Regions from separate parts of the Homo sapiens genome. Here region 2 is linked to region 1. A link is an interaction called in ENCODE POLR2A ChIA-PET data of the cell type or tissue named here. Cell type or tissue: OCI-LY7. All regions are shown on one strand. Region 1 overlaps ZNF451 (zinc finger protein 451). Region 2 overlaps DST (dystonin).

What was found. ChIA-PET counts read pairs that join two places held together with the same protein. Peaks named below come from ENCODE experiments on the same cell type or tissue, not always from the same donor. Only the 100,000 strongest peaks of a DNase experiment are listed, where the experiment ranks them.
Region 2: POLR2A ChIA-PET joins it to region 1 with 5 read pairs; 2 of 35 experiments call an interaction of 5 or more read pairs at or near these places.

What each region holds. Positions count from the first base shown.
Region 1 is chr6:57,106,958-57,111,957 of GRCh38, forward strand. The region is part of intron 3 of ZNF451 (zinc finger protein 451); the gene reads left to right. Among named protein-coding and RNA genes, the nearest start is that of ZNF451, 19 kb to the left of the region's middle. In OCI-LY7, no CTCF peak of the experiment used is centred here; a DNase peak (open chromatin) is centred at 1,924; H3K4me3 peaks cover 284 bases; H3K27ac peaks cover 1,199 bases.
Region 2 is chr6:56,945,027-56,950,026 of GRCh38, forward strand. The region is part of intron 2 of DST (dystonin); the gene reads right to left. It also overlaps the pseudogene RNU6-626P. Among named protein-coding and RNA genes, the nearest start is that of DST, 7.3 kb to the right of the region's middle. In OCI-LY7, no CTCF peak of the experiment used is centred here; no DNase peak of the experiment used is centred here.

The DNA of each region.
Region 1 (5,000 bases):
TCCCTTCCTGGATGAACAGAATATTGTTTTATTAAATCTTCTCTTATTAGTGGAATATTTTTTACTTCTTTGTCTTTTCATTTACTTGTTTTTTGTTATAATGAAAACTTTACTAGTGTTTGGTACCATTGAGATAACTTATTACTGGAAATTTTGTTTGCTTCCTGTGGGATATATCTGGAAGTGGTCATAGTCCAACCATGTCCTTTTGATGTTGTTAGCATATCAGTTATTCTATGTATTGATCTTTTCTTCTCCTGTATTCAACACCTCTTTCTGAAAGGATGTCTGATCTTCCCATAATCGCTTTGATGTAGATGATATTTTTATTCTATCAGTGTATACTAGACAGGATTTTGATGTGGCTTTGTATTTGTATATTTAAATACCATGTCTTTAAAGCATTATTAGAAGAGATATTCTAGTTTCTTCTAATGTCCCTTTTAAAAAAAATATAGCCAGTCCAATATCTCAAACTACTTTGATTTTTGAACTTAAATCAACTTTTAGTGCTACCTTGTTTAATGGTAGTAGTATTTTCTCATTTCTACATGTTCACACAAGTTTATTATATATAGTTTATGGTCATATGTATCTTATAAAAATTTTGAAGCCCATCCCCATGGATTTATTATAATACAGCTCTGATATATCTTAAAGTTAACCCGTTTTCCGTAGATGTTAAGGGCTTTACTGGTTGAGGTAACCTATTTCAAATGGTCTGTTGGGTTTTGTGGTACCTTGTCAAGAATTCAATAAGAATTCTCAGGCTGTCTGTATTTTCTTTTAGGACTTTGGAGATCTCTCAAGTTGTACTGTTTTCTAGTATTCCTGAGTATATTCCTTTGGTAACGTGAAAGTAAATAGTTTATATTTGATGATTTTTTTTTTTTTTTTTTGAGACGGAGTCTTGCTCTGTCACCCAGGCTGGAGTACAGTGGTGAGATCACGGCTCACTGCAAGCTCTGCCTCCCGGGTTCACGCCATTCTCCTGCCTAAGCCTCCTGAGTAGCTGGGACTACAGGCGCCCGCCACCACACCCGGCGAATTTTTTGTATTTTTAGTAGAGATGGGGTTTCACCGTGTTAGTCCAGGTGGTCTCAATCTCCTGAACCTTGTGATCCACCTACCTTGGCCTCCCAAAGTGCTGGGATTACAGGCGTGAGCCACAGTGCCCGGCCTGTATTTGGTGATATTTTAAAAAATTCTACTTTGACCTTAAGTGCTTCAAGAATTGTGTTCAGTTAGTAGTCCTTTTGTAAGACTAACTTTCATATGCTATCTTTGCTCCATGAGCTATCATAGTACTGTTTTCTTTCATTACCCGTAAGAGTGGCTCTATCACAGCATTTACTGTTAAGGGCTACAGTTAGACCTCTTGTTAACTCTACTTTTATTTGTGATGGCTGTGTTTCACACTACCTTGATTTATAAATGTAGTAATGTGTTAAATAACTATATGTTGTGGTCCCTTAATACCTCTTTTGATTGGTGAGGTAACAGTGATGTGGATGATGAAATAAAAACGTTTCCCCAAGTCACTAAACACAGTTTTCAATTCATTTTTTTTTACATATTTAATTTACATCTAACTACTGTTAGGTATGCAGCCCGTTCCTTTTTGCCTTCAGTAGAATATAGTTATATAAGTAGTCTCATTTAGATTCTTGGGACAGAACGGCCTGTGTATTGATCTTTCTTTAATGGCTTGGAACAGCTTCTATATATTCTGACAGGTCTTGGAAGCATGTTAATATCCGTGTGTTTAATTGTCATCTTCCTGCCTGGGAAGGCAGTAGAAGAAAGAATCTACATTTGTATAGTCTGTAGTACAGGCTCTGTGCTGATTGCAAGGCACTCTTGAGAGAAATTCATTCTTATTTTGCAGAAGAAGAACTGAAACTTCATTAAGTCATTAAGCAACTTGCTCAGGTGGTGGAACTGAGCTTTAAATATGGACTTTTTCCAGTCTCAATTCAGCATTATACTAGGCTGCCTCCATGTGTTTTTCAAAGCCCCATTCAAGTTTTACTTCTATGGTAAACTAATTTTACATACACAAATCTTTTCATTTTCTGAACTTCCTTTATGGCTTTACTGTCACCCCACTAGTATTTGATGTCTTAGCTATTAACTAATTCCTGATTATTTCACTTGTCACATCAGGAACCCTATCCTCTTAGTTCTCCCATTGAGATTTCACTGCTGGACTAAGATTATTCTTGATTCGTAGTCATTGGTTTCTGTTTCCATTCATTTTCAGCACTGATTATGTTAATCGTATTGCTTGAGTTTTTTCTTTGTTCAATGTTGTTTATTACATTCATTTTGTTTCATATACACACATTTTTTTTTTTTAACTGGCATTTTGAGGATATTGGTTTAATGGAAGGAAAAAGGAATGGTGCAAAGCACATGGTATTTGAATTCCAAAGACCTTGACCCTCAGCATTAGCAAGTCACTTGTTTTCTGAGCCTCAGTTTTCTTACTCTCAAATGAGGTAATATCCGAAAGTACTTTGACAACACACTAAAGCCTGATGCAGATTTCCTTTTTGAAGTAATTGTGCTGTTTCTATTCATATTGGATATGGTATTCTATGGTATTGGCTATAGATACATACATTTTAAAATGTTATTTAACAGCATGTAAATGTTCATTTCATGCCATGTGATCATGTTCCCCTTTATGATTTTTTAAGGCTGTCTTACAAGCCTAACAGTGTACTAAGTCATTAAAAGATATATTTAAAGTAAAATAGTCTCTTTTCTCAAGTACAAGCTAAGAAATGCTCATAATAATAAAATAAGAGAATGTAGAATGAGGAGTTAGAGTGTATATGTATGTGTATACAATTTTTGATAGATGGTATTTTGTTATTTCATATCTGTGTTGAAAACAGTCTTTTAGTTTGTCAGACATCTTTTTCAGTACCTGCTATGTGCAGGCAGGTATTGAGAAAGGTCTGAGAATACTGAGGGTTAATAAGAGATGGTATATTCTCCAGAGAAATAAATACCACTAAAGTATAAGAGCAGATGTCCTTTTTGGAAGAATGCCTGTGGTGATGGAATAAGAAAAGCCATATAGAGGGGTGAGGAAAAGCTTTTCTTACCAAGTGTGTGAGCTGAGTTTTGGAGGATGATTAGGCAAGAGTTAGTTGGCCTGGTGGAGAAACAGGAGCCAGACATTCAGCTGGAGGAACAGGAGTGTGGAACAGTGTGGGTAACACAATGGGGTGTGTCTGGTTTCAGAATTATAAGAAATAGTCTTTAGGGGGAACAGAAATGAAGGAGACTAAATAGATGATGATAAATTATCTGTGAATATGTACTGGTTCCTACATATTCAAAGTGTGCTAAGTTTGTACAGCCATTACTTGTAAGGTTCTAGGAGTTGTCTCTCTAGGGGTTGGTTTGTACCATAGTCCATTATGTACATCTAGAACAATTCTTTCTTTCCCGGAACTGAGCCCAAGGTGGGCTTTCTACAGTGCACCTCTGGCTCTGGGGCAGCTCAAGCAATCAGAAAGAACTGAGGCACTGGTAGAAAACAACTCTGAGGATGAACAGGATAATGTTCCTGAAGTGGAATGTGGTATCCCTTCATGGTTAAATGGTTGCATACTTCAGGGTCACCTATGGAAAGGTGTCCTCAGGGTAGCTAAAAGTGGTTAATTTCCTTGTGTTTTGACTTACAGATCATTTCTAGGTGGACTTGGGGAAAATAAAGTTACTTATAAAAATATTGCTTCATTGGCATTTGGAGGTGTTGTATTGAAGGAGGAAGTGGGTTCCTATCACCAGAACCCTCTCTAGGTGTTTCAGATAGGAAACTGGGTTGTAGACCTTGTCCCAGTAATATCTCCAGCAGCTCCAACACATTTTGTCAACTTCGTATTCGTTTTTTAAGTTTTTTTCCTTGCTGTTGGCCACCTTTACCTTCTTTTTTTTTTTTTTCCTTCTTTTTCCCTTATTTTTTGAGACAGTCTCACTCTGGCGCCCAAGCTGGAGTACAGTGGGGTCATATCGGCTAACTGCAACCTCCACCTCCCAGGTTCAAGCGATTCTCCTGCCTCAGCCTCCCAAGTAGCTAGGATTACAGGCGCATGCCACCATTCCTGGCTAATTTTTTGTATTTTTAGTAGAGATGGGGTTTTGCCATGTTGGCCAGGCTGGTCTCGAACTCCTGACCTCAAGTGATCTGCCCACTTTGGCCTCCCGAAGTGCTGGGATTGCAGGCGTGAGCCACCGTACCAGGCCCCATTCCCACTTTTACTTTTATTTTCTCTACAGTTCATCCTTTTTTTTTTTTTTCCTTCTGTGCCAGAGGTGGAACAGTGGCACTCAGGGTTAAAAAACTCCCTTTTGCTTTGTCACACTTCATATTCAGAGTTACTGTGGGGTTTTTTTGTTTTTTTTTTTTTGTTTTTTGTTTCTTGAGACGGAGTCTCACTCTGTCGCTGAGGCTAGAGTGCAGTGGTGCGATCTTGGCTCACTGCAACCTCTGCCTCCCGGGTTCAAGCGATTCTCTTGCCTCAGCCTCCCGAGTAGCTGGAATCGCAGGCACCTGCCACCATGCTCAACTAATTTTTGTATTTTTAGTAGATACAAGATTTCACCATGTTGGCTAGGTTGGTCTTGAACTCCTGACCTCAGGTGATCCACCTGCCTCGGCCTCCCAAAGTGCTGGGATTGTGGTTGTGAGCCACCACGCCTGGCCGTATATTTTAAAAATCTCTTAAGGTCCAGTTACTGTTATATTTTGGTCCTGTACTGAAGGAGGATGTAAGTCATTTTCCTAAAATGATTTTTATAGAGATAGATGTTGGCAGTTTACTCAAAAGAGAATATAGGAAAATCTTTTTTAACAGGTTTGGTGGGACTAGCCTTATTCACTGAATAAAGTACTTTACAGAATGGAGTATATCTATATGTGTGTTTTAAGATTTGTTCATACAAAGCAGATGTTCTGTGTACTTTGTATTTGTAAACAACTA
Region 2 (5,000 bases), 160 kb before region 1:
CAAATATACTGAAAATGACATGGTAGAACTGCTCAAGCAAAGCCTGTGGCCATCTCTAGCCTTCTTGTTATGAGAGAATAGAAATCCCTGTTTATTAATAACCCATTTTAAGTTGGGTTTTCTATTACTTAAATCTGAATGTCTCCATAACTTATAGAAGTTTTAATAATTAATTTGTATTTTCAAATGATCTTTATTAAATTGGTGTGGATGAGTTGGGGAAGGGGATGCAGAGAGACTTGTCCAGAGGCTTATTATAGGGCTTGAACCAAAGAAACAGCAATGGGAATACAACGAAAGGCAGAGTCCAGAGATATTTAAAAGAGAAGACAGATGGGACAGGATGGATGAGGGAGCCATCTATTCTATCTTCTATATTCCTAGTTTGAAAAACTGCAGGGGTTTGGGGACTGGATGTGAGAATATTGCCATTCTCCAAAATAGATGCATAAGATGTGGTAAAAGACTGATGATTCAGTTTTGCACATGTTCAGTTTGAGATGCCAATGGGACATCTATGGGAAAATGAGGAAAAAGCAGGTGACTCTGAACCTAGAGATCAAAAGTGAGGTCTAAATTTGATAGGCAGATTTCAGAGTAACCATGATATGGGGATAAACTAAAACAGTGAGTATGGTGAGATCCCACAAGTAAAATCTAAATAAGCAAAAATGAGGCCCAGCAAACCTATTGCCAGAAAGTAGTGCTTGGTTGGGCAGCACATATATGAAAATTGGAAAGATACAGAGAAGATTAGCATGGCCCCTGCACAAGGATGAAACACTGAAATATAAATTTGTGAAGCATTCCATATTTAAAAAAAAAAAAGAATGAAGATTAGTGGCTGCCTATAGGTAAAGGATGAAGGAAGGAGGGGAATAGGGAATAATTGCTAATGGGTATAGGTTTATTTTGGGGGTGATGAAAATGTTCTAAAATTAAATTGTGATGATGGTTGCACAACCTTGTGAATATACCAAAAACCACTTAATTATACACTTAAATGGGTGAACTGTATGGTACGTAAATTATATCTCAATAAAGCTGTTTTCTTCTTTTAAGTAGGCCCAAGACAGGGAATATCAAGTTATAAGTAGGAAGAGGATTCAGTGCAGAAACAGAGAGAGCCAGGGCCAGAAAGGGGCAGGGGATTAAGAGGGTGTTGTCTAGAAACCAGGAAGGAAATATCAAGAAGGAATCAGTGGCCAATAGTATCAAATACTGGATAGATCAACTAAATTAAAGACTGAAACAATCAATATATCAATTTGGAAATCATTGGTGACCTAAGTGTGAGTGGTTCTAAATAGTAGCAGCAGAAGCCAGATTAAATTGAGGAATAAGTGAGAGGTGAGGAATAGAAGGTAACAAAGAAGCTTTTTCAGGAAACTTTTCTTGTCAAGAGAAGAGTTGGTGACATAGGGAGGTTTTGTGCTGTTGCTGTTATTTCCAATAGGAAGCACATATGATGTTTATAGGTAAGGGAAAGGAGCCAGCAGAGAAGGAGCAATTGAGGATAAAGAAGGAGGGGATGACTAATAGAATATCCCCCAAGATGGGAAGAAAAGAATTCACAACATAAGCATAAAATATCAGTGTGGACGACAGATGAATTTTTCATTGGACTGGGAAGGAAGGCTAAGATGCCAGTTAGTTCGTAGGTGCAATAAGTTTAAGGAGCTATTACTTGATACATTAATTGTGAGTCAGGAGATAAAAAGTCACTGGCTGAAGGTAAGGGAGTAGGCCTGAGGATTTCATAGGAGGGTAAACATTTAGGAATAATTATTATAGGAGAGAAATTTTAAAGGAAGAAGTTGAAAAGTTGCTACATACATTTCAAATACTTTCAAAAACTTTAATGTATTTCAGTCAATAAAAAGGTCTTTTACATAATGAATTACCTGCAAATTTATTATACTTCATATTAAAATTTGTAATGACCACACTAAACACATGAGCAAGTTCCCATAAATCCCTGGAGAGATGGTGTCTGCAGTCAGAATATAACCCAATGATGCTGATCCTTGGACCTCAAAAATATGGTACCCATCAAAAACTCAGCCTCGGGGTCACCAGAAAGGCCCCCAACTGGCCATTTTCCAAGGCCCTCTGCAGCAGAGGCCATAACTCTTTGTTCTCCCTGGGTGAAAGAAGAGTGATTGGACGGTTTTGTTATAGTTGCTGGAAAAGAAATCAAATGGTGATTTTTTGCTACTCTCTCTTTTTTTTTTTTTTTTTCTGAGACAGAATCTTGCTCTTTCACCAGGCTGGAGTGCAGTGGCACGATCTTGGCTCACTGCAACCTCCACCTCCCAGGTTCAAACGATTCTTCTGCCTCAGCCTCCCGAGTAGCTAGGACTACAGGCGTGCGCCACCACACCCAGCTAATTTTTGTATTTTAGTAAAGACGGGGTTTCACCATGTTGACCAGGATGTTCTCCATCTCCTGATCTTGTGATTCACCCACCTCAGCCTCCCAAAGTTCTGGAATTACAGGCGTGAGCCACCACGCCCAGCCTGCTTCTCTTAAGAGGACTCACAGCAGATGCCCTCCTAAAGTGTTCAAATAAAATAATGTTATGTCAAAGCCTTTTGTCAACTGTCATGTAGTATACACGAATCATTTTTATTATAGCTGACACTTATGTCTACTTCCAGCACTATATTCCTTTATGCAATCTCAAGAGTCCCTTTCTCTAACCATACTGGTGTACACCAAGCTCTGAAAACAGGCATGTGCTTTCCTAAATCTTGTCTATCCTCATGCCCTTATACCAACCTGGGATTTTGCTCTCATTTCTCTGAATCTACTCAGGTACAGTGGACCCCACTTATCCACCACAGATCCATTCCAAGACCCCAGTGGATGCCTTAAACCATGAATAGTACTAAACCCTATACATACTATGTTTTTTTCCTATACAAACACACCTATGATAAAGTGTAATTTAATTAAGTAAATCTGATGCAACACATTGCCATCAATCAGAATATGTTTTCTATTCATGTCTTCCACCCACATATTTAATGTCTTTTCCATCCTAACTAAGCACTCATCATGCCCTGTGGCCATAACTTTTACAGTTTAAAGTGTGACAGCAAAACTATCAGGAATTTCTTTTTCCTTCTTCACAATTTCACAGATAGAAGATTCATTCTTGTGGTATATCTCAGAAGCTTCAGCATACGATTTTTTTTTCCTTTCCTTACTAAGTCAAGAAGTTTTACCTTTTCACTTTAAGGAAGCATTTTGTGGCTTCTCTTTGGCATATCTGAATTGCCAGCATCACTACTCTTGCACTATGGGGCCATTATTAAGTAAAATAAGGGTGACTTGAACACAAGTGTGGCAATACAGTTGACGGTAAACCTGATAACTGAGATGGCCAGAGTATAAAGTATGTATTTGCTAGACTAAGGGATGATTCACATGTTGGGCAGGACAAAGTGGGATTGGAGCAGGGCAGCTCAGGGTTCCATCGGGCTACTCAGAGTGGCACGCAATTTCAAACTTATGAATCCTTTATTTCTGTAATTTTCCACTCAATATTTTCACACCACAGTTGGCCACGGGTAACTGAAGCCATGAAAAGCAAAACCACACAGAAGAGGGGACTACTGTACTTACCATACAACCTTCAGGCTTCAGCATAAATATCACTCCTCTTGGAAGGCTTCTCTAACCACTTGAGCTAGAAGCAACCATTTCACCAGAACTATTCCAACCATTCCTTTTCTATACATAATTTGTTACTTGGTATTTACGCTAATGATGCTTTTTTCTTTACCTGCCTTAAGCACCTAGAAGACAGGAATCATGTTTTCATGGTGCCTCTACAGCATGACACTTTGTATGTAGTAGATACTTGGCCTATTACTTCTGGAAGGGGATCAGAGATCATTCTCACATTACCAGTCATAATACAAAATCTAAGTATCAGTGACAAAAGAGACTTGACCAAGGTGACACAGTTAGTTTGTGGCAGAGCTAGAACCCAAAACCAGAATTTTGAACTCATATTCTTATAATCCTTACATTATGCCAATAATTATTGTTATTACCCTAGTTCCATTTTGCCATCCAGATCTCAAAGAGAGTCATTCTTGAGCCTTAAGATTACATAAAGATGCAAACTTCTCTGGAAAATATTTTGTTTCAATTCTAATCTAGATGAATTTAATTGGCTTGGATGCATGAAAAAAAGTGAGAGTTTTTGTTTGTTTGTTTTTGTTGTTTTGTTTTTGTGTTTTGTCACCATGTAGCTAAAGTCAGCGTTAATTATATGGTAGTGTTGACTCTGGTATGATAAACTCTGTGAATAGGATTAATTTGTCTTTTTTACATATGTATTGGCTGTACACTTTTACACAGCAGCCTCCGATGCTCTCATTGCATTTGTGATTCATAGTTGGAAACGGCACAGCAGTTCAGTTAGCATAACAGAAAAAACCAGTAACTATAAAATTTCAGCACTGACATTGGGAGTGACCTAGAAGGAACTGTCAAGGGCAGGGGCTCCATCTCTAACCCTTTGTTAGCCCTATTGTCTAACACAGTACTTTGGACAGAAAGAGAAAATAAATGTGTTTATTTGAAAAATAATTGGGTGACACTCAGTGAATACTACATCATGTGCACACTTACAACTTATGGCTGATTTAATTAGTGTAAATTAATTTAGACCTAAAACGTAACTCTAGACAAATTATTTATTTATAAAGATAACCTAATTATAAAGGATTTCTCAATAATAAACTATCACTTTCCCTAATCCACTAAATTAGGTAATTCTTAATGAAAGATGAAAATTTAATGAGATGCTGTGAAATGTGGTTATTTTGCTGGCCATTCTCCAATGATTTGGTACAGGGACACTTGAGGAACATAATGAGGACAACAGGGCTTAGGTGGACCATTGTTTCATTTAGGATAACTTACATAATCACTGGAAAAAAACTAAAGGATTTGCCAGTTCAGTATTATAAGAAATGTCAAC